Linked DNA regions of Homo sapiens: all the other regions are linked to region 1. Evidence: chromatin loops called from intact Hi-C (ENCODE). Cell type or tissue: PC-9. All regions are shown on one strand. Region 1 has its middle 460 kb from the start of LINC01108. Region 2 has its middle 15 kb from the start of LINC01108. Region 3 overlaps LOC105374945 (a long non-coding RNA gene). Region 4 has its middle 75 kb from the start of LINC01108. Region 5 overlaps JARID2 (jumonji and AT-rich interaction domain containing 2). Region 6 has its middle 180 kb from the start of JARID2-DT.

Region 1 (4,000 bases):
GTGCCTTTAACTTTAGCTGTCTCTCTCACAGGCACAGGTTAGCCCCAGAAGAAAAATGCAAGGACTAAACTTGCTTACTTGAGGTCATGTGTTCTAGATGCTGCAGTTGGCCCAAATAAAATAAAATCTACATAAAAGACAGGTAGTCATAGACACGTTGAAACATGCTTGAAGGTGATTCCAAATATGTTGATATCAACATTGGCTTTGCCAACTAGGCTTTGTCCCTTTATGACAAATAACTTCAGAGACACCCTGGCATATCCAGGTATAAGAGTTTGGCAGAAAGGGTTTTAATTTGTTGCTTGGGTGTCTATGCTTGGGTGGTGTCATTGAACAAACCGGAGAACCCAGTAGGAAGAGCACATTTGATGAGGTAGAACAAAGCAGTGACGGCTGCCATCTTGGATTTGTTGTATTTAAAATGCATAAGGTTACCAAATATATCTGGAGCTTAGGAGTGAAATTTGAGTGAACAACCCAGGTAATTGTTGTTTTCCCCTGTAAAAGCAGAAATTGTTTACATCTTTTTGATGAATTTCTTTCTAAATATCATTGCATAGAACCTGATTTCACTTCTGTATAGCTCAGGGCTTGCTCCTTCTTACCAAAAGCAAGATTTCCATTTGAATACACCTTGCTTCCAAGTTGCCCACTGACCCCACTCTTAACTCCCAGAGTACCCCCTTGGTAGTCTAAACCTGTAAAGGTAATTCCATCCTCCTTATTAGAGTTGAAGATTGGCCGTGTCACCCAGTTCTAGGCAACAAGATGGGATGGCTAAGAGGCTTCTAGGAAGGAGGTACATTGCTTTTCCGGAAGAAGTACTAGAAACCCGCTCTCTCTCACTCACTCGCACTCTCTGGACACAGATAAGGGAGCACTAGCATTAATGTGTTGGCAACCATTCTATGCTCACAAAGACAGCAAGCCCCAGGAGCGAGTGAACCCTCATAGGCAGAGATAGAGGTAACCTGGGGGCTTACAAGCATCAATAAGCCACTGGCCTCTCCTCTCCTGAGCCAACAAGTGTCCTTATCACTTAGGAAAGTTTTTACATTTTCTATGAATTGCCAGTGTAAGCACCCTAACCCATACTGGTTTCTTCTGAAACCACATTACCTGAGACCTTTTCTGGTGAGGATTCTGTCACTGGTCAGTTGTCATTTCTCAGTGACAAATGAGACCACATGCACTAAAGCCCGTAGCCCAATACTTAGCACTCACTAGATGCTCAATAGATGTTAGTTCCTGTCACTTTGTCTTGCTTCTCAGCTTTGATCACTTGCTCTCCCACATCTTCACCATTGCTTCAATGTTTTGTACACTAATGGCCAGGTCCCAGCAGGCCTCCAGATGGCTCAATGGTTAGAAGTCTCACTGCCTAGGAAGTACTGGAACTGGGAACTCCATGATCCACAAACACCAGCAAATGAGAGACGTTGTTTATTAGACTGCTACCATGGCTAGTCACGTCATGGGGGTTCTCACTTTTCCCAGGATTAGCATGAACACCAACACCCAGTAAAATCTGGATTTCAATCATCCAGAGCCAGTTGAAAATGTTTCACTCCTGAGTCATCATTGGCAGTAATCAGTTGTCACATAGCAGATGTTCAAAATAGACTGATTAATAAAGAATTCTGATTATTAGATGATAGTAATAGTGAGAGGAGAGTGAGATGAGAGTGGGCTCATGGTATTGCTAAAGAAGGCCAAGAATGTTGACCAGTAACTTCTCTTGAAAACAGAGCTGCTGTACTTCCCCACTTCGTCTCCCTAAATGGCCTCGTTCCAGGATTGGGCCCATCAGAAATTGAGAAAGAAAGGAGAGAAGGGGGAAGGAAAGAGAAAGAAGGAAGGTGGATAAAAAGAGTTGTGTCTCAAAGTTTCCTGAGCTACAACACTGCCCTAGAATGATCTGTTCTCTAAGGTGTCCTAAGAAATCCTCCCCAAATGGTTGTGGTTTTGTCTTTTTGCTTTGTTGTTTCGAATTCATTCTGATTTGATTGTGAGATACATGAATCTTACAGTAACCTCATGAAACACTTGTGGAGACCTTGGGATATTGTGAAAACATTCTGAGAGCGCTAGCCTGAGAATGCTAGCCTGGGTGGACCACTCCCTCCCGCCTCACCAGTGACTCACTTGGTGACTCAGTGCTTGTCACGCAGAGATCCACTGGGCCCATGTGCAGCTCACCTTCCTCCGCCTACCTTGAGGAAAACTAGGGACTCATTAGACAAAGTGTTCAAACTGTTTTCTGTTCCTCCAGGCATAAGTTATATGTATACAAGGCATTATCATCTCCCACACATTAAGGAGCAGTGGAAATCGGAAGTGGGGAATAGGAGGCTGGGGGCATTGGAGGGGCAATCTTACTTTCACAAAGATGTTAATTGAATGTTACCAGCAAAGCAAAGACCTAGAAATTTCATAAAATAGAAAAGATTCTGATTATTGTTTTCATTATCAAAATTTCTAATTTCTTGAGGACTTTAAAAAAAAGAAGGCGGCCAGGGGCAGTGCCTCACACCTGTAAACCCAGCACTTTGGGAGGCCAAGGAGGGAGGATTGCTTGAGCCCAGGAGTTTGCGACCAGCTTGGCCAACATGGCGAAACCCCATCTCTACTAAAAATGCAAAAATTAGCCGGGCGTGGTGGCATGTGCCTGTAAACACAGCTACTCGGGAGACTGAGGCAGGAGAATTGCTTGAACCCAGGAGGTGGAGGTTGCAGTGAGCCAAGATCGTGCCACTGCACTCCAGCCTGGGCAACAGAGAGAGACTCTATCTCAAAAAAAAAAAAAAAAAAAAAAAAAAAAAAATTTAACCATACGCAGTGGTGCATGCCTGTAGTCCCAGTACGGAGGAGGCTGAGGCAGAAGGATCCCTTGAGCCAGGGAAGTTGAGGCTGCAGTGAGCCATGATCATGCCACTGTATTCCAGTCTGGGCGAGAGAGAGAGAGAGAGAAAGTCTTAATGTGCCAGTGCAAACTTCCATTTCACATATATTAAATCCCCTTTTTACCCTAAAAGACTCTAAAATATCCTGTAATATTTAAATATTTGCACTTTTATTTCTCTCCCATATAATCACCTCAACTTCAGTTTATGCAAATATGTGAAATCTTCAAACATAATAGGAAGCCAAGTTGCTCACAGAAAGGAAACCTATGACAACCTTCATTACTGCATGCCAAAAATGTCAGGCCAATCTACTAATTTACTAGAACCAAGATAAAACCAGCTCAGCCAGCCAGCGCTCAGGAGTTCCCTCTCAAACATATGCAGGGTTAACAAAATATTGAGCCTAAACTCATTTGGAAAATGAGCATGTGTTTTTTTTTTTTTAAGCAGAGGCTGCTTGCTGACCCAGCCTTCCAGTCAAACAGCTAAAACTCAGCTTGTCCTGTTTCCCTTGAGGTCTGAGTTCTAAAGTCCCCTAGTTTCAATACATTTTGCCAGAAATAACTTTAAGGATCTCCTGAACAGGCACCAAAGCTCTTGTAACAATGTAGTCACTTTAAATTAACATCCTAACTTAAAATAACTAAACCTGATTTTTGTTCGTGATCAAAATTTATATTGGAACACCTCCACAGAGGTCAAATTTAACGTATTCACTGACAAACAAGACAAGCAGGGAGGGCATTTACTGACAACCAAGAATTGGAACAGGATGTCAAAAGCAAGGCTGTTTCTGAAAAGAAAATATTAATAGTTTATTTACATTGCCAATCACTGTGGGTTGAACCTAACCCTTAATTAGGCAAAAGAACCAATGGGTAAATCCTCCTCCCCCAAAAGTTTTTCTTTTCCTGAAAGTTCCTTTTAGAAAGCAGCAACCTAGAGGAAAAAGATCTTTAAAAAGGAAAAAGATTATGTGTGTGCCGAAACCTGGAAACAACCAAAATGTCCTTCAATAGGTAAATGGTGGCTCATCCATACTATGAAATACTACTCAGCAATAAAAAGGAGTGAACTATTGATACACAAAA
Region 2 (4,000 bases), 470 kb before region 1:
AAAAGGACTGCTTCATGCTTTAATTCCATACGCAGTGAACTGAATAACATACCATACCTCAAAGTATCTCACAATTCTTCCAGTTCTATTGGAGACTCGGGGACCTGTGTAGCTGTACAGAGCAGAGGAGGTAGAAGAAAGGGGTGTTTGTGGAGGCAAAAAGAGGACTCTTGATGGGCAAATCTCTGATGGACAAATCTGTCCTACTCCTGTGCTAACTTCCTGGGATTACTGTAGCAAACTACCACAAACATAGGGACTTAATGTAAAGAAATTTATTGTCTCGTGGTACTAGAGGACAGAGGTCCAAAATCAAGGTGTTGTCAGGGCCATGCTCCTTCCAAAGGCTCCAGGGTAGGATCCTTCCTTGCCTCTTCCAGCTGCTGGTGGCCCCAGGCATTTCTTGGCTTGTGGCTGCACCATTCCAATCTCTGCCTCTGTTTTCACATGGCCTCTCCTCTTCTCCATGAGTCTCTTCTTTTTGTGACCCTTATAAGGACACTTATCACTGGATTTAGGGCCCACCTGGATAATCCAGGATGATCTTATCTCGAGATCCTTAATTATATCTGCAAAGCCCTTTTTCTAAATAAGGTCACCCTTGCAGGTTCTGGGATTTAGGACATGGACACATCTTATTGGGGGCCACCATTTAGCCCATTACACTCCCATGTGCCCTTGGCCAACAGCAGTGAAGAATAAACCCTTTGATCCACCAAGAGGTGAGACCCAGTCCTATGTCACCTCTGTCTATTATAACAATGGTGGCAGAACCAAGGCCCAAGGCTCGTGCCAAATCTGCCATTTTGGAATGATGCCACCATTCCCATTTTATGTCCAGGTCACAGGACACAATCTCACATTAATGGATAGGCTTCCTATTGGGTGTATTCACATGCAGGGACCATGGCAGCCTCAAAGAGAGACACTCAATTTTCTGGTTTGCTGTAGGGGGATGGCAGTGAGCTGAGGAAGCTGCCCCGGTGTAAGCTAGAGGTTGCCTGACCTCGAGGGGAATTTGCAACTCTTTGTGCTGCTTCTCTTCCCTCACTGATAGCTGAGGTGCAGGTGGAGGAAATGCTGCTTCTTTAAACAGAGAGCTTCATTTCCCTCAGGGCTTCAAGTGAGGTGCCTGGGGTGGAGACAGAGGGGCCTGCCTTCCCTGGCTTCCCAAGGTAGCTTTCCTATTCACCCCTCACTCCTTTTCTTTAGTGAGACAAAGCTCACAGGCTGGAGGAGAGGTGTGGGGAGAAGGACTCTACCACTCTACTTTTTTCTAGATGTTCTCATGTGCAGAGAATTGGGCAACTTCTTCCTCCTGACACTCCCTAGCTTTCTCCTTTTCTAAGGATCCACTTATACACCAGCAGTGTCTAAGTAAAAAGGAATCGCAGATTCCTGCTAACATGGTTTGCTAGGTGATTTGTGCTGCTTATATATAATTTTTTTTTTTTTAATTTTGGAAAGATTGAAAGGAAGGAAGGCAGTCATGGGCTCTGCGTACACTTGGAAACATAAATGAGATGTAATTTCAAGACCTCCCTGATGGGCAATGTCAATATGGAGAATTCCCTGGAGAGTGAGAGCTTGGGCTCCACCAAGGGGGAGGAGCTGTGGTGGACAACAGGAGGTCAGCTTCCTAGCAGGTGAAAAGAGCCTGGACCTGGAGGGGAGGATTGGGGGATGAGGGAGGTGAGAATGAAGAGGGTAACAGGAGGCACACCATGCGCAGAAAGAAGACCAGGGCTCACCAAGACTCTCACAGGGTGGTCTATAGGAAAGGAAAGCCTGAGCGCAAGGGTGGGGCTGTTCAGTGGACAGTGTGGAAGGCTCTGAAACTCTGGTCTCCACTGCACTGGCGAATGCTGGGGAAAACCAGCAGTGATGCATTGGGAAGGAAGGATGCACACATCTGGGCGGCCTGTGGAATTACTATTTCTATTCTTGCTTCTAAATGGATGGGTAGGATTCAGACTTGAACTTAGTACATTTATCCTATAAATGAAGGTCTTTCTGTCAGGGATCTCTGCTCCGAGTGGTTTCACAAATGAATGAGTAGGATGCAGGGTGTGACAAAAGAACTAACATTTATTGAGCACCTACTATGTGTCAGGCACTGTCCTAGGGGCATGTGTGTGTGTGTGTGCACATATTGTCTCATTAAATCCTCACAGTGACTCTCTGAAGTTTGTTTTTGTCACTTTTGAGGAAATTGAGACTCAGAGAGCCAAGACTCTTTGGCCAAGGCCACACAATCAGGAGTCATGGACCCACATTCCAACCTGGGTGCACCTTACTCAAGGCCTGTTTGTTGGACAAGCTCTTACTGAGGTCAACGCAAAGCCTGATGTTGGTTCTCTCCCCTGCAGAGCGCCAAGCTGCCCCACCTCTCTAGGTAATCTTTCCCTTTCCAGCTCTCCTGTGGCTGGGTGTGGCTGAGCTGACACAGCATCTGGGTTTTTTTTCCAGACTGCACCCTTGGTAAGGTTCCAGTCTGGCTTATGGTGACGCTATTTCCTTTAGGGCCTGTCATCGCTTGTGGCTTTGCCTCTCAGCCCTCCAGTGGGTGACGTGCTGCCTTTGGTGCCAAGCAGTCACTCATTTGGAGAAGCCCAAGGCAGGATGGCATGCACTGGCATTCCCACACTAGCCACACTGGGCGGTAGGTGCTTTGGAGTGCGGTGTCTCAGTGGGTTCCACCCAAGCTCCATCAGCTCACAGCAGCTGCCTGGAGAGCTGACTCACACCCGTCCTCCACATCCTCCCTGATCAGAAGGACCCGGACTAGCTTTTTTTTTTTTTTTTTTTTGGCTTTAAGGAAGTGCCTTTGAATTTCAAAGGTGCCGGCCTCCTGACCAAGTGGAAGAAAGTCAATCCCCTCTGCAGCTGGTCTTCCTGCTGCTCTCCTTGCCTGGTAAATTTGGAACTAGGGCTTTTGGGACAGCCTAGTCATAACACTGCCAACCACTCATTCTTGTGATTGGACTGTGGGGTCCGGTCACAGTGTGATTAAATGGATGTAGTAATTGGAGTACAGCAGATACTCAACAAGAGGAGAGGCCAGGTAACCAAATCTATGCACCTCCTAGAATATTTGGATCTGGCATTTACTGAGCAGGTTTAAGAGCCTAACTCCTTTCTGTTAGAATAATAGGATGTTTCAGAGTTAAGGTCACACCCTCTGGGGTAATCTTTATCACAAAGGTTGTTGAATAATAGGCCAATTTTTCAAGTTATTCTATGCAACCTCAACCTTGAACTTAAAGGGAAGCTAGAGATTAAAACTCCTTTGCAAAGATTATGACAATGAGAAAATCTAGTGTGGCCAACTCCATCTTGCTTCTAGCCTCACAGGCTGTTGGTCTTCATTCGTTCATGGGTGTAGGCCAAGCTAAACATGAAAGGAATTTAGCTTATAGTTTATCTTTGAAGCAAGAATGATAATAGTCCTTCCCAAAAACTAACCTTCTCCTTGCTAAGGGACTAAACCACCTTTGAAAAACTAATAAAAGTTTAAAAGATTATGGTTATGGGAGGGGCCTGAACTCTGCTAAAATGTAGGTACAGTTAAACAATAACCCGCCATTGTTCCTAGCTTGCTTTTCTATAATTCCTCACTGCTCAGGAATTATGTGGTCAGAGATTACAAGATTTGTGACTTCCCCAATTGCTCCTATAGATAACATCACTATTGTATAACCTAAGATTGGCCTTTGGAGATAGTTTTCAGACTTTTGCATTCTGGCGACTTACTTCACCTGGACCCATGACTCATGACTCAACCAGTCTTGTGGCCTCCACCAAGATGCTGACTCAGGACAGGAGGACCATTTTCCATACTCCTGTGAATTCATCCCCAACCAATTAGCAGCCCCCATTCCCTAGCCCCCTGCCTAACAAACAATCTATAAAATCCATAGCCTCTGAGTTCTGAGGGAGGCTGATTTGAGTAGTAATATCTCCTGTCCTCCTGCTCGGCTAGCCCTGCAATTATTAACCC
Region 3 (4,000 bases), 190 kb after region 1:
CAGGAGTTCAAGGCCAGCCTGGCCAACATGGTGAAATCCCATCTCTACTAAAAATTCAAAAAATTACCTGGGCATGGTGGTGGGCGCTTGTAATCCCAGCTACTCGGGAGGCTGAGGCAGGAGAATCGCTTGAACCCAGGAGGCGGAGGTTGCAGTGAGCCGAGATCATGCCATTGTACTCCAGCCTGGGCAACAAGAGCGAAGCTCTGTCTCAGGGGAAAAAAAAAAAGTATCAGACAAGCAAGAGACATGCCTGCCTCTGCTGATATTCCTGTCCCTGTTGCTCACCTGAACACTCTGGCAAACTAGAGAAAGAGTGGGCGTGGCCTGCAAAGGAGAGGTGGCGCAGGTCTGTAATCTTAGAGCTTTGGGAGGCTGAGGCAGGAGGATTGCTTGAGGCCAGGAGTTCAAGACCAGCTTGGGCAACATAGAGAGAACCACATCTCTACAAAAAATAAGAAATTAGCCAGGCATTGTGGGGCACACCTGTGGTCCCAGCTACTTGGGAGGCTGAGGTAGAAGGATCCCTTGAGCCCAGGAGGTCAAGGCGCAGTGAGCTATGATCCCACCACTGCACTCCAGCCTGGGTGGCAGAGGGAGACCCTATCTAAAAAACAACAACAACAACAACAAAAACTGGAAATCTCCCAGCAGCAGAAGGTGGTGGTGAAGAAGATAAGAACAAAAGAGAAGAAACTGACATGAAATCTTCTCAAAAAAGGATGGGTTAATGGGCAAGAGGATACTAGAATTGGGAAAAATCAGGAAAAATGGTCATCCACATACCACCTTCAAAATGTGTGCCACATCCAATTCTACCTGCCACTTTCATCTTTAAATCAATTCACATTTTATATTTAAATATTCTGATGTTAAGTACAAATTTTGAACACTAATGGGGAAGGGAAAAACCAATGTCACTTGCCATAAACACAAGGCAGCCAGAAAAATAAACATAATGGAGAAAATGTTCTAGATTCCAGCAAGCTCCTGAAAGCTGAGAGCCTGGGAATTGCTCCCTCTTTACTTACCAGAAGAACGATGATGAGGAAGAAGAAGAGAAAGCCGATAGAAAAGGAGAAGAAGAATTGGTGTCAGAGAAGTGTTCAAGACATTTTAGGACTAAGCTGAGGCTCTCTGATCTAATCAGTGGGCATAAAAGGGAATTGAAAGATACTGCCTTCTTGCTGTGCTATTTAGTATATTATTTAATTTCCTGGTGTGACCTCTTGCAGTCACCTCCGACTCCCATGTTAAGGGGTCCCTAGTTTCCCTCCAAGCTGGATGCTATCAAACAGAAGACCCTAAGCTGTCTTCCCAGGACAGGTAATCCACCCCAAGCACTTGGAAAAGAAAGGTACATCCTCTTCCACAATAACCACTGCACAGATTCATTTTCTTGTAAAATGCAAGGGCCATTTAGAAATAATGACGTGTATTCTTTGAAATAAGTACCAGATCAACTTTTGTCTTTTGTTTTTTCTTTTGAGACGGAGTCTCGCTCTGTTGCCCAGGCTGGAGAGCCATCATGGGATCTCGGCTTACCGCAAGCTCCGCCTCCCGGGTTCACGCTATTCTCCTGCCTCAGCCTCCCGAGTAGCTGGGACTACAGGCACTCACCACCTCGCCCGGCTAATTTTTTGTATTTTTAGTAGAGACGGGGTTTCACCGTGTTAGCCAGGATAGTCTTGATCTCCTGACCTCGTGATCCACCTGCCTCGGCCTCCCAAAGTGCTGGGATTACAGGCATGAGCCACCGCGCCCAGCCAGTACCAGGTCAACTTTTAACCCCAGAAATCTCCCTTTAAGATGATCTCCAACCCTTTGCAGCTGTAAAATCCTTTAATAATACATCAACTGATTGCGTATCAATTGGATCAGGATAGGAGAAAGCCCTGTTGAAGTCCCATTCTTCAAAATATCTGAAAGCAGGCATTAGGAGTTGACACTGGCAGGCAGTTGAGCAGGACAAAACCATAAGGAAAAGTCAGCAGAAGAGGATGAAAGTTTACCTTCTGGGAATGGCCAGGGGAGGAACCCATAGCAGATCAGATATAAGATTCAAATCACAGCCTCCCGGAGGTAGCCAAGTGGCCCCAACCCTGGAAACTTAGCACTTGGCTTTAAAGACTTATAATTCCCTGGTGCCAATACCAGATAAGAAAAAGGCTGATTGGCCCCTGGTTGGCCCAGTGAGTGGGTTAGAAGAGACACACCTAGAACCACAAAGTTAGGTGTGGCTGACGAATTACTAATACATTGAATAGGCATACAACTGGGCCCCACACCCCATCTTAAATCAACAATGCAAGACCTGCACACAGAGACTCAACCCCTCCCTCCAAAATGCCCTTTCCTCTCCTCCAAAACCCCATCACCCACTCTACAGATCTCAGCTGAAGCCCTGAGTGACTAATACACAGATTGGTTAGGACCACTTGCATTTAAATGCTGTCACTCAGAGTAAGATATTCTGTTATTTACTCACCAAATCTTTTTGGGTTGTTTTTTGTTTTTGAGTTTTTTGTTTTTGTTTTTGTTTTTGTTTTGAGACAGAGTCTCACTCTGTTACTTAGGCTGGAGTGCAGTGTCATGGTCTGAGCTCACTGCAACCTCCGCCTCCCTGGTTCAAGCAATTCTCCTGCCTCAGCCTCCCGAGTAGCTGGGACTACAGGCGCCCACCACCACACCCAGCTAATTTTTATATTTTTAGTAGAGACGGGGTTTCACTACGTTGGCAAGGCTGGTCTTGAACTCCTGACCTCAGGTGATCCACCTGCCTCAGCCTCCCAAAGTGCTGGGATTACAGGCATGAGCCACCATGCCTGGACTCACCAAATCTTTTTGGCAGGTTACTGGGAGCCAGGGGCTGTGCTGCCTGCTGTCTGGTGTTCTCAAAGACTTCCCAAGCCACAGAGAGGTCTCAGTAAGGACACAGGTGTATGGGAAGAAAACCTTTTTACCTCTACCCTCCTAGGTTATTGACTAGTGCCCTATAAACTAAGCTGATAAAAGACAGATTCATGAGAGAAAAACCAACAGGAGTTTGTAAACCTGTGCATCTTCCTTACATATGAGAGCACCCAGTGAGGAGCAACTCACAGGGGTGGTTAGAATTTGGGGTCTACTGGCCAGGCACCGTGGCTCACACCTGTAATCCCAGCACTTTGGGAGGCCGAGGTGGGTGGATTGTTTGAGGTCAGGAGTTCAAGACCAGCCTGGCCAACATGGTGAAACCCCGTCTCTACTAAAAATACAAAAATTAGCCAGGCATGGTGATGGGCGCCTGTAGTCCCAGCTACTCAGGAGGCTGAGGCAGGAGAATCACTTGAATCTGGGAGGTGGAGGTTGCAGTGAGTCAAGATTGCGCCATTGCACTCCAGCCTGGGAGACACAGCAAGACTCTGTCTCAAAAAAAAAAAGAATTTGAGGTCTATGTACCTAACTTACTGGAGGAAGGGTTGGGGAGAGAGGGCACTAATGGAAAAGCAAATGACTTTTGGAAGGAGAAATGGGCTCCTAGGAGAATGGATGAGAGATTTGAGAGTTTGATGACAATATCTGTTTGGGTGTGGTGCTGAGTTCTAGACTCTGAGAAGAGATTACTGAGTTGCTCTTGGGAGGGGATTTATGACAATTGAGTTTTTTTGAGAGGCTCTGCCTTTTGGAAGATAAAAGATTTTGGGGGGACTGAGCACGGTGGCTCACACCTGTAATCTCAGCACTTCAGGAGGCTGAGGCAGGAGGATCATTTGAGGCCAGAAATTCAAGAGTAGCCTAGGCAATATAGCAAGCCCCCATCTGTTAAAAGAAAAACTAGAAGACGAAGAATTTATCTTAAATGTTTTAAAAGACTTTTTATTTCTTTTCTTTCTTTTCGTTTTTTTTTTTTTTAATAGAGACAAGGTCTTGCTATGCTGCCCAGGGTGGTCTCAAACTCCCGGCCTCAAGTGATCTTCCCGCCTCAGCCTGTCAAAGTGCTGGGATTACAGGTGTGAGC
Region 4 (4,000 bases), 530 kb before region 1:
CCCCTCAATTTACAGATGAGAAAACTGAGGCCTGGAATCTTGAACCTGTGGAGTTGCCAAGTAAGACTCTTTATTCCATTCTAGGGATTAGGAAACTAAGATTCCAAGATTCAGATCTTAAAGTTTTGTAGAAAGTTATGGATTTTGTCAAGTGGCAGAGCCAGGGCTGAAGCTAGCTGTATGTTTTTTTTTCATTCCTAGTGCATGACTTTTCCCAACATATCATGTTATTTAACAATATCCAACATATGGTGATCTTACTGCTCCATGATCAAAGAAGTCAGAGAGAATGAAGGTCCTAGAGGCAGGAGTTTGAGGGAGCCGATTAAGAGAGAATAGTCCACTAGTGTGGGGGAGGTGACTATGGAAACAGGGTGATTTATTTTCATTTCCTTTCTTCACGGTTCCATTTCATTCTGCAAATTCCCTGCTGCAATGCTGTATCCCCAGTATCTAAGCCCAGGCCTGGCAATTAGAGCACAATACATATTTGTGGATTCAGACTTTCAAATGCACGTCCTTGTGACATCCTTCAAACAGTGTACTGGTCAGGAACTCAAGAGTATGGTACATTTAAAAATCAAATACTATATCAAATTTGGAGAAGCATAACCATTAAGGTAGTGTATTTCAACACTGGTAGGTGCACAAAGCCTGCTCTCTAAAAGAAGCAAGTGGCCGGGTGCGGTGGCTCATGCCTGTAATCCCAGCACTTTGGGAGACGGAGGCGGGTAGATTACTGGAGATCCGAGTTCAAGACCAGCTTGGCCAACATGGTGAAACTTCGTCTCTACTGAAAATACAAAATTAGCCAGGCATGCTGGTGGGCACCTGTAATCCCAGCTACTCGGGAGGCTGAGGCAGGAGAAGCACTTGAACCTGGGAGGCGGAGGTTGCAGTAGGCCAAGATTGCACCATTGCACTCCAACCTGAGCAAAAAGAGCGAAACTCCATCTCAAAAAAAAGGAAGTAAGGGAAGTAAGTAACTCAGCTGGCAGGGTCTGAATCAGAGTGGATCACTTTCTCTGAGCTGCCCTGGCACAGCCCAATTGTACCTATGTCTCAGGCATGGTCCCCAGTGTCAGCAGACACACTGATCCTGGTGGAGGGAAGTGCACATCGTGCAAGGCATTCCCATAAGCCACCGGACAGGTGTTCAACTGCCCTCTGGGTAGCCTGACCCTGAATGAGTTTAAATAGAAACAAATAAAACCTAGGATCAGAAGGTTCTTATATTGTACTTAAAGTGGTTAGCATTTGTAGTAGGTTATCAAAGAATATTGTACAACATCTTTCCCTAGGGAACTTTAAGAATAGGATGGCTAGATCCTGCAGTCTGAGATATTTTTGTCTCTATAATAACACCTTAGCACGGTATCACAGCTTATAGTACGTGCCTCGAGGCCAGGCATGGATTAGATACCCTTCTGAGGCCATCTGCTCCCTGGATTTGTTTCAAAGGAATGAAACACGAGGTGGAAAGGGAGAGAGATAGAGAGCTAGAGAGAGAGGAGAGAAAGAGAGACCGATCCACGGACCCTATTAACAGGGTGAAATCTGCCTAAACTAGGAAGCCAGAGGAGTAAGACCCTGATGGAAACCACGCTTGCCTGTCGGTCCTGATTTTGCCCCAGTCCTTCAATACGCCTCTCACGGTTTGTGCTACGGTCTTCTGTGCGTTCAGGGGTGGGCTGGTTTATGTCAACATAGTGGGTTTACTGTAAAAATCATTATTGGTACTTTTGGATGTGGCTTTTCTATTTAAAATAATTAAAACCAACGAAGCTTTTTCTTTCTGACCCAATTCCTGGCTGTCCTCTGCTTTGGTGTCTTCAGGCCAACCCTGGGCTCTGGGAAGCTCTAAGGATGGAGCCTGTCTCCTCCACCTGCTACACGCAGGGCAAGAGGGCCAATGCGCACCCCGCCACGGCCAGGAGCCTCATTATTCTTTTTGTTTTAATTCCCCTGTGTGGATCCAAATGGCAGTCCCAGGCCCATGGATAAGCAACAAGTGGCTGGAGGAGGGACAAATCGGGCTCTCCGCGTCGCTCCCCGCCTGCTTCCTACCCGCGCCGCCGCCCACTGCCCCGTACAGGGGTCGCAGCCGTGGAGCGTGGGAATGGGACAGTCCCATTTTACAGCTCTCGTTCATCCCGCCTGCGGCAGGCGGCTCCTGACAGGGAAGAGCAAGCTTTCTGGACTTCCCCACCCGCGGTCCCACCGGGCCCGTGGCGCGCCCACGCCTCCTCCCGGGCCCCTTACCTCCCGCGCGCGGCGGGCGCACGCACCACCTGACTCGCGTTCTCATTGGCTGCTGCCTGTTGCTAACCCACGTGACCGGAGCCGCGCGCCCCGCCCCCGCGGGCTCCCGCTCGGCCGGCGCGTTCCTGCGGGCGTTCGCTGGCCGGCGTCGGGCTCCGAGCCGCGGGTCGCTCGCCTCGCCGGCTTCGCCCCGCCGCGCCGCTGCCGCCGATGCCCACAAGGTGGCAGTGCCGCGCTGCGTGTCCCGTCGCCCGGGTCCGCGCGAGCCGCGCCAGGCGGCCGGTGCCAGCGCAGCCTCCCGCAAAAGTTTCCCTGCTCCGGAACGGACCGGGGCATCGCACTCTCCTGGCGGGCTGGTGACAGTCCTCCCGTTCTCGGGTTGCCTCGGGGCGATTTGCACTTCACAGCCCCGCTGGCGTCTCCTGGCGTCCCGAACTTGGGGCCTGTCACTGAGGCAAGTCGATGTTTTCAGGAGTGTTTTGTTTTGTTTTGTTTTAGGATCTGTACGCTAATAATTGATCCTAAAGAGGCAGGCAGACACCCCGACAGCGACACCTCGTCTCTCTTCTGGGCGTCCGGCTGAGCTTGCCTCACTGCAGAAGCAACCGATAGCTTCCCTTTGCGCTGGTGGAAGACACAAGCCAGCAGCCCTTCGGAGGGGCCTCCCCGCACGCGCCTCTTGGGATCCTGACTTGCTTAGGAAGAGGAGGGCACGGGGAGCCTCCTGCTCTGCAGCTGTCCCCAGGATGCCCTTAATTCCCGGGACAGGAGAGATAAGCTCGTCTGACCTCAGTTGACCTCGCCGCAGGCGCCAGGCGTCCTCATTTACTGCGAGGCATTGGGGAGTCTACTTTTCTCTCTGCTCCCTGGGATTTTTTTCCTTACGTCACTTTTTTCCTTGTTGGCTTGTAGCTGGTCTGATGTCCCCTTACTGCTATCTAAACCGCCCCCCTCTACTCCCTGCTCCCACCTAGGCACGCGTTTGCCACTCTCCATTTTTCCTTTAAAGAAAACGTTCTGAGAGCCCTTTGAACCCAGCTGACCCTGGGAAAGGGCAGGTCCGTGGATGTGAAGGCAAGTCCAGCAACTGGGGCTGCACTTACCTACATGTGAAAAGGAAAGAGAAACACACCTTGCCTGCCCATTGTCTACACCACGAAGCCCGGATTCCATTCCCTGGTAGTCAGGCCTTTCACACTGGGCTGCCCTCCAGGTAATATCCAAAGATGCCCCCAGCCTACTCCAGCCCCTAACAGGACACTCAAAGGGACTCTGTGTTCGTGACTGCTGGAATTTCTGCTGAGACCCCAACACAGAACAATATATGGGTCAAACAACTCCCACCCCCATTCTCAAGTGAGGTATAGACCCTCTCTGGGGTGTTGTTAAGGGACCGACACCAGCCTCGCCTTGGGGTGATACGATAGGAGGCTAAGGATGCAGGAGAGGCCAGCAGTGGGTCTTTCTTTTTAGAGAGGTGTCTATATGTTTTGCTTCTCCACCTACCTCAAGATAAATGACTTGGGCTCCAGAGAACTCCCTGAAGAGCTTTAGGTGTCTCCTGGAGTTTGGGAGGTGTAAGGACAGATGCAACCTGCAAAGCAGACGGCTGTTTGCAGTGGCGAGAGAAGGAGGTATTTGGAGCCACCTCTTCTTCCAAGAGCCAGTGAGTTATACATGCACTAAGTCTCCCTAGAGGCAGGGTGGACCCACATCCCCCCACAGGGGCGAGGTGAGC
Region 5 (4,000 bases), 700 kb after region 1:
CTGAAGGAGGCTGACCTTGTGGCTTTATCATTTCCTGTCTACAGACAAGGAAAATGGGCTTAAGCAGGAGGGATTAATGAAGGACTTAATTGAACAGGAAGTCTTTGTCTTTTAGCCCTTCAGAATTACACACAGCTTGGGTGTTTTTATCTTGAGTCCTGTTTAAGAGATTGGACTTCTTTTCTCAGGATGTTTCCGGAAACTGAGTGGGGATCAGAAATTGTCATGGAGTTAAAATGCTAAAGAAGAGGGGTAACAAGCCAGCTTCATTGGATGAGGAGAAGGGCTTGTTTTGATTTCCTCATTCTTCCCAGTCTCACCCCTGGGAGTTTCTGCTACTGGCTTGGCTCAAAGCCTTAAAAACCCATAGAGTACTTTTATAATGTCACAGCAAATGCAAGCATGTTGTCTCTGGAAAGGAACTCTGAGGCACATGTGTTAAACCAGCAATGCTGTACCTTTAGCAGAGTGTTGTTGGTTCCGTGCCTGAAACACAGATAACATACTTGACATCAAGACCCCTTGTGAATCAGAGAGAATGACTTTACCTTCTTGGAAACGTTTTGACTTGAGATGTAGTCAGAAGATATTCTCGTCCGACCCTTTGAGGGTTCATTTAAGCCGTACGCAATTAGATGAACATGTATGTCCTGCAGATACTCACTGCTCATCTGTTGTCCACTGCCGCTGTCTACATATGTGACCTCTTTCAATTTAGTGCACATTCTTGACATCAGGTGGATTCACAGCTTGCAACAGCGGACTGGTCCTTGGCTGATAAAAACTGGGAGGACTTTCATGTTGTACTGAGGCGAGGTGTCTGAGGTCATGGAATGGTTATTAAGATTGTAATCGAGGTAGAATATTGTGAGTTGGAAGGTTTGGGCTGACCCCTTTGCATCCTGCCTCCCAGCCCCTCAGGTCCCTCCCTTTGGTTTGATTCAGTGATGCCATTTGGTTTCTGTTTTGTGGCCTGAAATATGGTACCATGTGCAGTGTTGAATGTTGGGAAAAATTTAAGGCTGCTTAAGGGATATTCTGGGTATTGTTAGAAAGGAAGTTGATTTGCTCACCTTGCCCTGTTGCCCACTTTCCATTGGCACAGTTTCTTTGGGTTGTATTTAAATTTTTATTCCACTAATGTGTCTTCTAGAACTGTTACTACAGCCAGTGACATAGATGCTCAGACACTGTGTCTGTAATAGCTCCGGTTTTTAAGTGGGAGAATGTGCCGTTGTTTCAGCATCAGAGAGCTCAAACAGTCAGAAGGTGGAGGAGAATTAGTTTTCCTAAAGTTCATTAGCTATTAGCAGATTTTTTAAATTATGATTGTGTTTCCTTATCTTAGGCATTTTTAACAAATGTTGTCAGAGACAATGTGTCAGTTATAGTGAATCCTTTTCTTACAGAGCAGACTTCACTCCGCATTTTTGTTGGTGATAGTTTAAGTAATGCCCCATACTTTGAAAATCACAAATGATTAAGGTCCAGGCAACTAAATAAATTTCTGTCAGAGCCCCAAAATGTGGGTTTTCTGATACTTATCAAAAAAGGCTAGATGTTGTGGGTTTTCTGATACTCAGAAAATGTGATAATCAGAAAATGTAGGTTTTCTGATACTCACCAAAAAAGGCTAGATGCTGTGTGTTTTATCTCTAGCCATGTTTCTTGGGATCTAAAATAGCTGGATTGTATATTCCTAGATGTTTTCCATACAAGAACTTTGGGGTGTAATGAGTTGGAGGGGTGAGATGGTATTACTAATAGCGTTGATAGACCTACTTTCTGTAAATAGTGGCTGGGTTCTTAACTGGCACCAGATTTTAGTGCAGGTCCTAAAAATTGGCTAATACTAGTGCTTGTCATAATTTAGCATTCCTTTTTTTCCCCTTAGGGGTGATCCCACAGCTGGAGTGTAAAGACTCGCTATTGCCATCTATTGGTGCATGCTGGCTACTTCATAAGATTTGCAGTGGGTGGGGAAATTGCCTGGGATCCCTTTTCTATTTGTTACCCTTTAAATGAAGAAAATTTCTGTTAGTGAACTTACTGCATGAGAGGGAGGACATGTAAGATGCCAGAGCCCACTCTGGTCCTTCTGGGACTTAGAGGACACTCTGAGTGCCGCCTTTGTGCTTTGGTCTGTCGTGTGCTGAATGGATGGTTAGGACCTCACCTACCGCACAACTCCATCTGGTATGATATTTCTGGTGGGAAGTTTCTGCAGCTATCTTAGAAGCATTCCACTGGATTTTCTTTATTTATTTATTTTTATTTTATTTTATTTTATTTTTGAGATGGAGTTTTGCTCTTGTTGCCCAGCCTGGAGTGCAATGGCACGGTCTCGGCTCACTGCAACCTCCACCTCCTGGGTTCAAGTGATTCTCCTGCCTCAGCCTCCTGAGTATCTGGGATTACAGGCGCCTGCTACCACGCCCAGCTAATTTTTATATTTTTAGTAGAGACCATGTTAGTCAGGCTGGTCTCAAACTCCTGACCTCAGGTGATCCCCCACGCCTGGCCTGGATTTTTATTTTTTAATAAGCTGTATAGCATTGTAGAATACAATTTCTTCTTATATTTCTCTTGCATTTTGAAAAAAAAAAAAGGAAGTAAAACAGGATTCTCGCCTCACAGGGTCATTCCCTTTGCCTTTCCAAACATGCCCATTGCCAGGAGAGTTCTGGCAATTTGCAGTTGGGTGTTGAGTAATCTAAAATTGAGAGACTGCTAGGGTTTTTGTTGAAATGATATTTTAAAAACTAAATAGGGAATCCCATCGAGAGATAGTAGAAAGGCAAATTAACATTTTAACTCGCTCTTCTAGGCTTTTAAAACTGAATGTACTTAGATAATTTGTTCACTCCTTGTAACTACAACAGCCTATTAGAAATTATTTTGGCCAGATCCTGGCTGGATTCTGTAGCTACTTGCATGTGTTACTCTGACTCTTACTGTCTTTATGTAGTCCCTTCTGCCTTAAGATCTATCTGCTTTTTGCTTGAGACTGTCCTGAGACCAGCAGTCTTTGACGAGAAGAGTATTTGTGGCTCTTCCCTCCTGGGCTTGGAGTTGTATCCCTCATAACAACGGGGTTATGCCGTGTGGGGATGGCGGCGCAGACAGCCTTCCATAGGTGGTAAACTATAACTGTGTCATTTGTGACTGACAGAACAAAAGGGCTTTGTTGCCACTTTAATTGTTGATTAATGATGATCCCTCTCAAATTTGACACGGTTGCTTTCTAGAACACAAAAGAAGTCAATGTCAGATGTTTCCTTGATCATGACAGTCATGATTTTCAGGCAGTCTTGGTTCTCTGACATTTCAGGATGCCATAGAAGATTTCAAGAAACATAATTGAATAATTTTATTAATTGAATAAAAAACTGTACTGCATATTACTTTTCATACTGTTTGTGCAGGATGTCACCAGCTACCTGAGATTTATATGCACCAAGTCATGTTTTATTTGGGAAAAAGTTCATATCTTGTAGATATTTAGTGCTATTATCTTCGATTTTTTAATTTTTTTCCTCCTCTTTCCTACCCCCCTAATCCTTCCCTGGAATTAAAAAAAAAAAAGATTCACCTTTCTCTCTGATGCCTGTTTTCCACTTTAGTATTCCAAGGGAGTGAAGTGTCTGCGAGCAAGAATGGTGTCTTCCTGATGTGGTGGTGATGTTTGGATTTGCAAGGCTTGCCTTGTCCTTGGGCTGGCTTCTTCATGGATAGAGCTGATGAATATATTTTTAAGTAGTTATGTCAGCGTTCCTAAGGGTGACTCACAGTTCTGAAGTAAGTTAACGTGTTGCCTAAATGAGTTACTCCTCATTGGAAGGGCTAAGTGGAAGGAAATGCAGATTACAGATTGTATTGCTACTATTTAATCTTTAAGGGAGTAGGGGAGTGGATTTTTGGAATTGTGATATCTTTCTAAAATATATATGAATGAATTTTTCACCTTCCCCTCCACCTTCTAAAGTGCTAGGTGGTAGTA
Region 6 (4,000 bases), 320 kb after region 1:
TTCTTTCTTTCTTTTTTTTTTTTTTTTTTTTTTGAGGTGGAATCTCACTCTGTCACCCAGGCAGGAGTGCAGTGGCACGATCCCAGCTCACTGCAACCTCTGCCTCCCAGGTTCAAGCAATTCTCCTGCCTCAGCCTCCCAAGTAGCTGGGATTACAGGTGCCCACCACCATGCCCAGCTAACTTTTGTATTTTTAGTAGAGACAGGGTTTCGCCATGTTGGCAAGACTGGTCTCAAACTCCTGACCTCAAGAGATCTGCCCACCTCAGCCTCCCAGAATGCTGGGATTACAGGCATGAGCCACCACACCCAGCCATCCATGGTTCTTTATTGGAAGCTGATGATAACTCTTATGTCCTAAAATTTAACCCACATGAGATTTACCATTCCCATTACATAGATATGATCCATTTTAAAACACAAACAAAAAATAGGGAACTGAGAAAATATTAAGAGATGATAGAAGACATATCAGCGGCATTTATTCAGCTAACAATTACTTAGCACTCTTGGGGGCCAAGAATTGTGCCACATGCCAGTCAAAAAACAAGAGACTTAGAGCCTGCCCTGGAGGAAGTCACAGTGAAATGAGAGAAGTGCCCTCAGGTGCCTGCAAAGGCATAGAGAAAGGAGCAGTGAGTGCTCCCCAGGGAGGCCAAGGAGACCTTCCACAAAGCAGGTGACATTTGAGCTGAGTCCTGAAAGATGAATGGGAGCACACCCGGGAGGGAGCCCGGGAAGGGCATTTCAGGCAAAGGACAAAGCAGAACAGAGCTTCCAATGCTGGGCCAGGTTGCTAAATTCAGCAAACAGTGAGCAGTTTCCTTTTTTTTTTTTTTTTTTTTTCTTTTGAGACAGAGTCTCACTCTGTCGCCCAGGCTGGAGTGCAGTGGGCCAATCTTGGCTCACTGCAACCTCCACATCCCGGTTCAAGCAATTCTCGTGCCTCAGCCTCCTGAGTAGCTGGGATTACAGGCATGTGCCACCATGCCTGGCTAATTTTTGTATTTTTAGTAGAGATGGGGTTTCGCCATGTTGGCCAGGCTGGTCTCAAACTCCTGACCTTAGGTGATCTGCCCACATCGGCCTTCCAAATTCGTGGGATTACAGGTGTGAGGCACTGTGCCTGGCTGCCTTTTTTTTTTTTTTTTTTTTTTTGAGACAGGGTGTTATTCTGTTTCCCAGGCTGAGTGAAGTAGTGGCTCACTGTAGCCTCAACTTCCCAGGCTCAAGCGATCCTCCCACCTCGGCCTCCTGAGTAGCTGGGACCACAGGCATGCACCATCATGTCCTGTTATTTTTTGTAGAGATGGGGTCTCACTATGTTGCCCAGTCTGGTCTGAAACTGCTGGACTCAAGATCCTCCCACCTCAGCCTTCCAAATTATTGGGATTACAGACATGAGCCACCATGCCCAGCTTAGGACTCATTTTTATTCCATCAGTCTCTGCCCAAAAACTTTCAGTGATTTTTTGTTGTTTAAGACATGTAACCCAAACCCTTCATTTTATAATCCTGGCAGCCTGTCACCCAGCTCAAATCATGACTTCCCGGCACAAAGCTTGTGCTGCAGTCCATCTGTCTCCCTGATCCGTCCCTTATAGAAAGTGAACACCTGCTCTTGCCACAGCTGTCACATGGAGGGACTCCGCCCAGGCCCCTCAGTCTACAAAATTCCAACCGTTCTTGAGAACTTGCTCATTTGCCACACTTCCCTAAGCTGAACATCTAAAGGTAATTCTTCAGGGTCAAAAACTGGGCCTTCCCATATTAAGAGGCATCCCAAGAATGATGACATCACATGTCCTTCTAAGGAATCGAACACTAGCGATTGTGAACTCCAGCAAGAAGATGTTTTGTCTTTGAGATGAGTAATGAGGAGAAAATGGCGTGACGATGGCATTACACGGATAAGGGTCTATTATTCCTTATCCACAATGCTGAAATTCAAGAAGCTCCCCAAACCACAACTTACTACATAACTCATTGCATGTCAAGGCCTGACCTGGCCTGAACTGACATGAGCCTATTTATAGACATTGTCTCATTCCATGTGCATATCTATCCTTTGGCTTCAGAAATAGTAAGATGCTTGATTGCACAATACTGCAGGAGAGTCCACCAGCAGTGGTAGGTAACACCCTGAGTCCTGAAAGCCATGTGGCTCCAAGGATTTCAGATATGGAACTATGGGCCTGTGGTGACTATGATCCTGGTTTTAATGCTCATGTTCATGTTCATGTTCCCCAGCGCTGCATTTATTCTTAGCTTGAGCTTATTTGTGGGATCAGCCTGATTATGGTCGCTGAAAAATCTTTGTCAGAGGCAGTTGGGATAACCAGCCGTGGGCAAATGAAACAAGAAAAGTCAACCAGAGACCAGAGGCTAGCATGTGGCCTAATTCCTCCCCTGGTCTCAATCTTATCACCATGGCCCATCAGAGGTGCTACCTCCTGGCCCTGCCTCACACACCTCCACCCCCAGACATCTTGGGTCTACAGATACTTTAAGAGCCCTGGAAGCACAATTGAAGCTTGCCGGGTGTGGTGGCTCATGCTTGTAATCCCAGCACTTTGGAAGGCAGAGGTGGGCCAATCATTTGAGCTTAGGAGTTTGAGACCAGCCTGGACAACATGGCGAAACTCCATCACCATGAAAAATACAAAAATTAGCTAGGTACAGTGGCATGAGCCTGTAGTCCCAGCTACTTGGAAGGCTGAGGTTGGAGGATCCATTGAGCCTCAGAGGCAGAGGTTGCAGTGAGTCGAGATGGTGCCATTGCACTCCAGCCTGGGTGGCATGAGTGAAACCCTGTCTCAACACACACACACACGCGCATGCACGCACTTCCCTTTTTTAGAGACAGGATCTCATTCACTCAGTCACCCAGACTGGAATGCAGTGCTGCAATAATAGCTCACTGCAGCCTTGAACTCCTGGGCTCAAGTGACCTCAGCTTCCCAAAGTGCTGGGATTACAGGCATAAGCCACCCCACCCAGCCTACATGTGGGGTTTTGGAAGGCAGATCTGGGCCTGTCCACCAACTCTTCTACCAATAAGATGCACGCCTGGGAACAATCTAACTCATTCTCACTTGCCTCATCATTTAAATGGTTATAATTATAATAATTGCTTCTGACATTACTTTTCAGGGTCAAATAATAGAATCAATATGGTAGTTCCATGTAAGTAGTAAGATGATATACAAATGTCATAGTATTTTTATTATTTTTTATGAGCCCATATAGAGAAGAGATATTATTTTTTAAGGTCAGAATATCACTTATACTGGAATACTTATTTGTTAGGATAATACTTCTCAAATATACTTTCTTTTTTTCTTTCTTTTTTTGGAGAAAGAGTCAGAGTCACCCACCCAGGCTGGAATGCAGTGGCGCAATCCAGGCTCACTGCAACCTTCAGCTCCTGGGTTCAAGTGATTCTCCTGCTTCAGCCTCCTGAGTAGCTGGGATTACAGGCAAGCGCTACCACACCAGGCTAATTATTTTGTATTTTTAGTGGAGACAGAGTCTCACCATGTTGCCCAGGCTGGTCTTGAACTCCTGCACTCAAGCAACCCACCCACCTCTGCCTCCCAAAGTCCTGGGATTACAGGCATGAGCCACTGAGTCCAGCCCTTACTTATTTTTTTTATATTTAAAATAAAAATTTTTTCAATATAGAGACAGGGTCTCCCTATGTTGCCCAGGCTGGTCTCAAACTCCTGGGCTCAAGCAATCCTCCCACCTCAGCCTCCCAAATTGCTTGGATTCCAGGCATGAGCCACCACACGCAGCTGCAAATTTATTATCACGTTATTGTTTCAAAAGATACTCCGCTATTAAAATTGAGCAGTCAGAGTCTTTTTTCACTTTTCAGGAAAAAATAAAATCAATGACAGAATTTTCTAAGATTTGGCTGGGCGCGGTGGCTCACGCCTGTAATCCCAGCACTTTGGGAGGCCGAGGCAGGCGGATCACGAGGTCAGGAGATCGAGAC

What was found. A loop is a pair of places that touch in the nucleus more often than their neighbours do. Peaks named below come from ENCODE experiments on the same cell type or tissue, not always from the same donor. Only the 100,000 strongest peaks of a DNase experiment are listed, where the experiment ranks them.
Region 2: it touches region 1 in a loop (14-fold over the local background); 8 of 110 quality-filtered maps call a loop at or near these places.
Region 3: a loop joins it to region 1, with 14 times the contacts of the local background. A loop is called at or near these places in 2 of 110 quality-filtered maps.
Region 4: a loop joins it to region 1, with 22 times the contacts of the local background. A loop is called at or near these places in 6 of 110 quality-filtered maps.
Region 5: it touches region 1 in a loop (2.9-fold over the local background); 3 of 110 quality-filtered maps call a loop at or near these places.
Region 6: a loop joins it to region 1, with 19 times the contacts of the local background. A loop is called at or near these places in 4 of 110 quality-filtered maps.

Annotation. Positions count from the first base shown.
Region 1 is chr6:14,742,010-14,746,009 of GRCh38, forward strand. No RefSeq gene overlaps it. Among named protein-coding and RNA genes, the nearest start is that of LINC01108, 460 kb to the left of the region's middle. RefSeq lists an enhancer at 1,102-2,301. In PC-9, no CTCF peak of the experiment used is centred here; DNase peaks (open chromatin) are centred at 1,542 and 2,172; H3K4me3 peaks cover 1,417 bases; H3K27ac peaks cover 3,508 bases.
Region 2 is chr6:14,268,598-14,272,597 of GRCh38, forward strand. No RefSeq gene overlaps it. Among named protein-coding and RNA genes, the nearest start is that of LINC01108, 15 kb to the right of the region's middle. RefSeq lists enhancers at 1,884-3,083, 2,374-2,518 and a cis regulatory region at 2,441-2,451. In PC-9, a CTCF peak has its summit at 2,476; DNase peaks (open chromatin) are centred at 2,704 and 3,704; H3K27ac peaks cover 2,217 bases.
Region 3 is chr6:14,928,376-14,932,375 of GRCh38, forward strand. All of the region lies in intron 2 of LOC105374945 (a long non-coding RNA gene), which reads right to left. Among named protein-coding and RNA genes, the nearest start is that of JARID2-DT, 310 kb to the right of the region's middle. RefSeq lists a silencer at 2,249-2,449. In PC-9, no CTCF peak of the experiment used is centred here; a DNase peak (open chromatin) is centred at 2,276; H3K27ac peaks cover 1,563 bases.
Region 4 is chr6:14,208,819-14,212,818 of GRCh38, forward strand. No RefSeq gene overlaps it. Among named protein-coding and RNA genes, the nearest start is that of LINC01108, 75 kb to the right of the region's middle. RefSeq lists silencers at 1,017-1,066, 2,157-2,596 and an enhancer at 2,847-2,906. In PC-9, no CTCF peak of the experiment used is centred here; DNase peaks (open chromatin) are centred at 2,353 and 3,393; H3K4me3 peaks cover 1,889 bases; H3K27ac peaks cover 1,403 bases.
Region 5 is chr6:15,439,515-15,443,514 of GRCh38, forward strand. The region is part of intron 3 of JARID2 (jumonji and AT-rich interaction domain containing 2); the gene reads left to right. Among named protein-coding and RNA genes, the nearest start is that of DTNBP1-AS1, 100 kb to the right of the region's middle. In PC-9, CTCF peaks have their summits at 1,922 (motif pointing left) and 2,122; DNase peaks (open chromatin) are centred at 1,887 and 3,787; H3K27ac peaks cover 505 bases.
Region 6 is chr6:15,060,766-15,064,765 of GRCh38, forward strand. No RefSeq gene overlaps it. Among named protein-coding and RNA genes, the nearest start is that of JARID2-DT, 180 kb to the right of the region's middle. In PC-9, no CTCF peak of the experiment used is centred here; a DNase peak (open chromatin) is centred at 1,846.